Regions from separate parts of the Homo sapiens genome. Here region 1 is linked to region 2. A link is a contact called in ENCODE Hi-C or POLR2A ChIA-PET data. All regions are on one chromosome and are shown on one strand. The core of a region is the stretch at or near the end of the contact, and the rest is flanking DNA. Distances in the headings are between cores, read along the strand shown. Region 1 holds the start of CORO1A-AS1 (CORO1A antisense RNA 1). Region 2 holds the start of BOLA2 (bolA family member 2).

Region 1 (3,434 bases), core at 1-2,500, 730 kb after region 2:
GGCCTGGAAGAGCTCCGCCCCAAGGGGCGCGGCCACCCCGGAGGCGGGCGCACGGCTGCTTCTCATTCATTGTCTTGACAAGAGCATCTTCAGCGGGCGAGTCCCCGGCTCCTCCAGCTCCTTCCTCCTCTTCCTCCTCCTCCTCCACCTCCGGCTTTTGGGGGATCACTGTCCTCTCTCGGCAGCAGGTGAGGCTGGGCCTGGGAGGCGCGGGTGGGCCGGGGCGAGGGCCACCTGTGGGGCGGCGCGCGCGTGGGAGCCGCGGGCTGCGGGGGCGCGCGGCTGTCACCGCGACCCAGCCAGCGCCGGGGCCAGGTAGCGGGCGCAGCAGCCCGTGGGGGGACGCTGCTTGGAGTGGGGGCCGCCGGGGCCCCAGAGCGCTCTGCGGAGGCGAGGGCTAGGGACCACCGCGGCCAAGATGGAGGTGGGTGGCCGGGGGTCAGCACAGTGTCGAGGGCCCGACTCCCCACGGAATTGAGTCTCGGGGAGGGTGGGGACGAGGGCAGGGTGGGGTGAGCGGGGCAGCTGCCCTGGGCTTGGAGACAGGAAGGGGTTGAGAGCAAAACAAGAAAAGACCAAGTTCCCCTTTCCGTGGTTTCCGGGCCTGGTACCTGTGGTGGGGGAGGAGGCAGGGTGGGGCGATGGCTTCCTGTCCCCCACCTCTGGTCCGGGGCTCCCCTCTCTCCAGATACAGGCTGCTCCTCAAGACTGGGGCTCTTCACATACGCTCCTCACCGCTCTTTGGGCAGGCCGACCTAGCAGCCTCTTCGGGAGTCCTGGGGTGGCCGGGGGTGCTGGAGCCCCCAGTGAGTAGGCGAGGCTGAGGCTAGGGGCAGAGGCTCTGGGCATGGCACCCTCCAAGCGGCAGCACAGGCCCCTTCCCTGAGCAGGAAGGTGATGCGGTGGCACAAGGTCGCCCCTGGAGTTCCTTGCTCCCCACCCAGACACTGGGGGAAACCATCCTACCTGGACCTCAGAGCAGTCGGAGTGGCCTCTCCCTTCCTGTGTGCAGTTTACATGGGGGTGGAGATGGCTCTTAAGGGCACCTGCTTTTCTGAGCGGAGGCGAGAGGCAGAGGTATGGGGAGGAGGAGATACCTGGACCTGAGCCAGAGACCTGCTGGGGAAGCTATCCTGCCGCCTCACTCCCCTCAGGCAGCCCCCACGCCACTTCCTCCTGTGTCCAGCCCCATGCCAGCAGGCGAGGGAGGCCAGCTCCTGTCCCTGCCTTTAGGAAGCGCTGTGTGGGTGTGAGGGAGGTGGGCTCTGGACACGGTAACTAAGAGAGAACCCACCCTCGGAGCCATCTGGGCTGATGACGCCTGAGTCTGAACCATTAGGAAGGACGGGCTCTGCATCCATCAGCCAGTCAGTCAACAAACATGCAGTGGGGCAACACCACGCCAGGCTCTGTTGCAGAGGCTGAGGGTACAGATTGAGAGGGTGGCTCAGAGTGGCCTGGGGCCAGGGAGAAGGGGGCTTGCAGGTTAGAGGGAAGGAGAGGCTGGGGAAGGCAAGCAGGCATCAGCCACAGAGGGAAGAATAGGGAGCCCCTGGAGATGATGCTGGGACCTTAAAAGCCAGACTGAGGGGTGTCCTGGGGGAGGTGGGGACCACTGGAAGATCAGAGTTGACCTGAAGGGAGAAATGCTCTTATGCTGTGTGCCCCCAGAATGAGCCGGCAGGTGGTCCGCTCCAGCAAGTTCCGCCACGTGTTTGGACAGCCGGCCAAGGCCGACCAGTGCTATGAAGATGTGCGCGTCTCACAGACCACCTGGGACAGTGGCTTCTGTGCTGTCAACCCTAAGTTTGTGGCCCTGATCTGTGAGGCCAGCGGGGGAGGGGCCTTCCTGGTGCTGCCCCTGGGCAAGGTGAGCCCCTGGGGCCCTGGGGGGAGCAGCTCCTCCACCGGACCCATGGCTCTGTGCAGGTCCTGATTAGGTGACGGTCACCAGGCCTTCCAGGGCCTGTGTTGCCATCTGGAAAACTGAGCTGGGCCCCATGAGCCTTACACTTCCTCCAGCTCCTCTGTGCTGTGGCTGTGTGGAAACTGACGCTCAGAAGGAGCCAACACAAGATGGGTCACACCAGTGACCAGGACTACAGACAGTCCTGCAGACCCATGATCAGCCCTCCTGAGCCTCAGCCTGGGGCTTTCTCCCCATGGAAACACAGAGGGGGTTGGGATGGGGTCTGGGGGCCCTGGCAGCGTTCTCAGGGTTGGGAGGGACTCTGGCTCTGGGCCTGTCTGAGGACCTAGCAACTCTGTCCCCCAGCTCGCAGGCAGGGATGATGCAAGAGGTGCTCTCCCCCACCCGCAGCCCTGCCCTCCCCTGGAGCCTGCTGCCCCCTCCGCTGGCTGGCTGCTGCCCCGCACCCCCAGCACACTCCTGTGCTCTTTGGGGGGTAAGACAGGAAGGGGAGATGGGCCCCAAGTTGTTACCTTAAAAGGGCTGATGGAAGCAAAGAGAAGAGGAAGTGGTTGTCGGGGTGAGAGCTGGGCCCGCGCCCCACATGGCTGTCACACAGGAAGCCCTGCTGAAGCAGCTGTCCCCGGAAGAAGCCATTTCCAAACCTCTGCTCCTGCCTGGGGCCAGTTGGGACAGGCTCCCTGGCCCCTCTCCTTTTGGGAGGACCCACCCCTGCAGCCCCACCACTCACACTCGCTCTCTGGGGAGCTGCCTCCACCCCCCCAGCCCCCATACACCTGTCCTGGCTCCAGGGCCAGTTGTGCCCATGGAAGCCTCACTCGGGGAAGCTGGGGTGGGGGTGCCAACCCTAAGGGCAGAGACAGACTGAGACAGAGACCGGCGGGAACTCTGCCAGGGTCTTGCACGGCCCCCAACCTCTGCCATGCGTGGCCAGCCCTCCTGGGGTTTGCCCAGGCCATTTTGGGACTGGAACAAGAGAAGAACAACCCGCCCCCGTCCCCACCCCAGGCCCTGGTCCAGCTCCCAGGGACACCACAGCTTTCCTCTCTGGGCCTCTCTGAAGGAGGTGTGGGGAGGTTGGATTGGGTTTGGGAGGCAAAAGCACCTCCAAGGCCCTGCTGTGCCTTTAGACTGGACGTGTGGACAAGAATGCGCCCACGGTCTGTGGCCACACAGCCCCTGTGCTAGACATCGCCTGGTGCCCGCACAATGACAACGTCATTGCCAGTGGCTCCGAGGACTGCACAGTCATGGTGAGTGGTGGTGGGGACCCAGGGGCTGGGAGAGGGGCTCTAGGATGGGATCTGACATTTGGAGTCCTGAAGACTCACTGGCCCCTCCTCTGCAGGTGTGGGAGATCCCAGATGGGGGCCTGATGCTGCCCCTGCGGGAGCCCGTCGTCACCCTGGAGGGCCACACCAAGCGTGTGGGCATTGTGGCCTGGCACACCACAGCCCAGAACGTGCTGCTCAGTGCAGGTGCTGCGGGAGGAGGGGCTTGGGGG
Region 2 (3,267 bases), core at 137-2,636:
GGTCAGCCTTATATTCCTACTCTAATCTCACCCCTATCCCCGTCCCACACCCACTATTCTTAAAACCTCCATGGTCCTCCGGGGGCAGCTGTAGACACATTAAGCCCAGGGCTATGGGGCCACTGGAACCTTCTCCAGTGGGTCTGAAAACATCAGCATTCCAGGAGTTGATGAGCCCCTACCTGGGCACCACTCCCTCTTGGGCCTGAGAAGGCCGGGGGGAACCTGCAAGGAATATGTGGAATTCTATATGGTGCCTCTGATACTGCGGTAATGTCAGGGAGAGGTTTGTTCAACTGGTCAGGGCCCTGAAACCCCGATCACTTTCTCATCTCTGCATCTTGAAGGCTAGCAGAGAGGAGGAACCCTGAGCTCTCTAGGAGGTGGGTAGGTGGTGGCAGTACAGACTCCTAGATGTCTAAACGGAGTTGCAGAGAGAAGGCTTTCTCGGTAGACCCTGGAAGGGACTTTTACGGTAGAACTTTCATTTTACAAGCAGGGATAGAGGCCTAGATGGGGACAGAGACGTGTCCAAGGTAAAACAATGGACGGAGGCAGGGCAGGGAGAGGCCAGGTCCTAGACTCGGCCTCAGCACCCCTCCCACACACACATCGACACAGAAGCTGGTCCAGATTTATAATTTAATGGCTGTGCAGATCCCAGTCCCTCATTTCTGTCGCTCACGTGCCCACTGGTCTGGGGTCAGGGTTTTCTGTTCAAAGGCATGGATGTGCGGGAGCTCTTCTGCTAGGCACGCGTTCACCAGCCTGGGGCGAGAGATGGGGTTAGGAAAAGGCCAGCGGTGATCGCACACCCCGAGGCTAGGGTGACCCAAGAGACTGGTGTCCCCAAGGTTGTAGTCCCCAGGCCGTGGGAACACGTACTTGGAGAGAGGGTCTACATCGAAATACTCGAAGCAGGGGTCACGAAGGCGGGATCCTCAAGGTCCCTGAGCCACGCCAGGGGGAGTGCGGGAGTCAGGTTGCAGGGGTAGGGGGAGTGGCTGGGGTTGTGGTACAGGAGCTAGGCAAGGTGCTCCCAGGGCCTTACCTGTGTCTCTGAAGCAGCGGTTTCCCCTCGAACTTGGCCGACACCACCAGGACTCGGAAGCTACAGGAGCAACGGTTGAGGGTCGTGTCCTCCACCTCCTACCGAGCGGAAGAATATGAATGGTGCCGAACCCGCCCCCCGAGCTCTTTTCCCCTTGTCCGGCGGCTCAACTCACCACATGCTCCGCCTCCAGGTCCCGCTGCAGCTTCTCGCGGAGGTATTCGGCGCTGAGTTCCATGGCGGCAGTCCAGCTGGAACGGCAGCCCAGCAGGGACACAACCCCAGCTCGGGCGCCGGCCACGCTACCTTGCTGCCTTACAGGAGCCACTTCCGCTGGAAAACTCACTTCCGCCCTTACTAAGGCGTACGTCAACGCAGTACTTCCGCCCTCAAGCAGCCGGGCTTTCCAGCGGTCCAGGCTTTTCGCGCTTGCCATGTGTCAGCCAATCAGAGCCTGAGGAAGGTGGGACTCGGGCGGAGCCGATGCTGAATGGTACGCGCTCGCCGACTGGACAGCAGTCTGGCTTCCGCGGTCGGACTTCTACACCCGCCTCCAGACAGGAGAGGGGCACGTACCGGCGCTACGGCTTCCTGCAGGCTGCCTCCGGATAGTCCCCGAGAGCTTGTTCCGAAGCAAGCACCCTGCAGCCCTAGCGATCCAGCCCTCCCCTGGACCCTAGGTCACGGCAATCAACCCCCTGCTGTGGTTCCCGAACCCCAAGGCCCGATGGGTCCCGCGGGGGTCGCGGCGAGGCCAGGGCGCTTTTTCGGCGTCTACCTGCTCTACTGCCTGAACCCCCGGTACCGGGGCCGCGTCTACGTGGGGTTCACTGTCAACACTGCTCGTCGGGTCCAGCAGCACAATGGGGGCCGCAAAAAAGGCGGGGCCTGGCGGACCAGCGGGCGAGGGCCCTGGTGAGAGGGGGAGGCCTTCTGTGCCGGGAGGAAGGCGTCCCAGAGGAGGCGGACCCCGCGGGGCACAGGCCTGTTGAGAAGGACCGGCCAGGACTGTGACAGAGGCGGGGCGTCTGTGGTGGGGACGGGGCCTGTCGCAGGGGAGGAGCGTGACGGGGAGGCGGTGCCCGGGGCATCTCCGCGGCGGAACTCAGGGAAGGAGCTAGCTGGGGCGGGGGTGATGATCCAGGCTGGGTTCCAGCATAGGGCTCTTGGTGGGCACGCTGGGGTCGGGTGGAATGCAGGAGAGAGAGGAGGTGGGACAGGTGGGTACCTGGGCTGGAGGCAGGGCCTGAGGTGGGCAGGTGCAGAGGGCTGCACTTCTCGGCTGAAGCCGGGAATGAGGACCCCGCTCTCGGGTGGGATTGGAGGGGACCCGCGGCTGAGGCGCTGGGCTGCGACAGGGACATCACGGTTCTCCTCCTCAGGGAGATGGTGCTCGTCGTGCACGGCTTCCCGTCCTCCGTGGCCGCCCTTCGGGTAAGGAAGGAGACCGGGCAGCGGCGGCCGGGTGAGGGCTTGGGTTCCGCCCCTCGCTCCGAGCCGCCCTGATGCCCCTGTACGCCGCCCGCAGTTTGAGTGGGCTTGGCAGCACCCGCACGCCTCGCGCCGCCTGGCGCACGTGGGGCCTCGCCTGCGAGGAGAGACAGCCTTCGCTTTCCACCTGCGCGTGCTGGCGCACATGCTGCGCGCACCGCCCTGGGCTCGCCTCCCGCTCACGCTGCGCTGGGTGCGCCCAGACCTCCGCCAGGACCTCTGCCTCCCGCCGCCGCCGCACGTGCCTCTGGCCTTCGGGCCTCCACCGCCCCAGGCCCCGGCCCCAAGGCGCCGCGCAGGTCCCTTTGATGACGCGGAGCCTGAGCCAGACCAGGGGGATCCAGGGGCCTGCTGCTCCCTGTGCGCCCAGACCATCCAGGTGAGGTCCCCCCGAGGAATGGATGGCTCTAGAGTCCAGACGACTTCGGATCCAGCTCTTTCTTGAGGGAAACCCACTGACACGCTTTGGCCACCCTATCCCCATCTCTAAGATGCTGATGCTATAGGACTTACGGCCATTCCTGAGCAAAGCAGGCCCTGCTCAGGGCCTTCACCATTTCCCCTTCAAAGAAAAGGTTCTTCCCTAGGCCATCAGTACTCCGCTGCACTCCAGTGTGGTCGACAGAGCATGACCCTCTTTTTTTTTTTTTTTTTTTTGAGATGGAGTCTAGCTCTGTCGCCCAGGCTAGAGTGCAGTGGCGCGATCTCTGCTCACTGCAAGCTCC

Evidence for each region. Hi-C counts contacts between places; a loop is a spot of excess contacts on that map. ChIA-PET counts read pairs that join two places held with the same protein, here RNA polymerase II (POLR2A).
Region 1: a map of GM11168 shows a loop between it and region 2 (19-fold over the local background). The contact joins the promoter of CORO1A-AS1 here to the promoter of BOLA2 in region 2. A Hi-C loop is called at or near these places in 2 of 168 maps with a recorded cell type or tissue (GM11168 and K562). POLR2A ChIA-PET finds 5 or more read pairs at or near these places in 1 of 52 experiments (PC-9).

What each region holds. Positions count from the first base shown.
Region 1 is chr16:30,183,538-30,186,971 of GRCh38, forward strand. CORO1A-AS1 (CORO1A antisense RNA 1) reads right to left here and starts at 1,251. Exons shown (of 2, transcript NR_186359.1): 1 at 967-1,251; 2 at 1-234. It overlaps CORO1A (coronin 1A), which reads left to right and starts at 65. Exons shown (of 11, transcript NM_007074.4): 1 at 65-188; 2 at 1,672-1,870; 3 at 3,061-3,183; 4 at 3,279-3,408. The coding sequence starts at 1,673. RefSeq lists silencers at 1-357, 388-497, 1,868-1,967 and enhancers at 346-886, 887-1,428, 1,429-1,968, 1,969-2,510, 2,398-2,547 and 2 more.
Region 2 is chr16:29,452,965-29,456,231 of GRCh38, forward strand. BOLA2 (bolA family member 2) reads right to left here and starts at 1,387. Exons shown (of 3, transcript NM_001031827.3): 1 at 1,227-1,387; 2 at 1,052-1,149; 3 at 629-768. The coding sequence starts at 1,289. The coding sequence ends at 669. It overlaps BOLA2-SMG1P6 (BOLA2-SMG1P6 readthrough), which reads right to left and starts at 2,000. Exons shown (of 4, transcript NR_135316.1): 1 at 1,227-2,000; 2 at 1,052-1,149. SLX1B (structure-specific endonuclease subunit SLX1B) reads left to right here and starts at 1,569. Exons shown (of 6, transcript NM_024044.5): 1 at 1,569-1,966; 2 at 2,434-2,485; 3 at 2,580-2,921. The coding sequence starts at 1,779. SLX1B-SULT1A4 (SLX1B-SULT1A4 readthrough (NMD candidate)) reads left to right here and starts at 2,127. Exons shown (of 11, transcript NR_037609.1): 1 at 2,127-2,485; 2 at 2,580-2,921. RefSeq lists enhancers at 1,064-1,803, 2,544-3,267.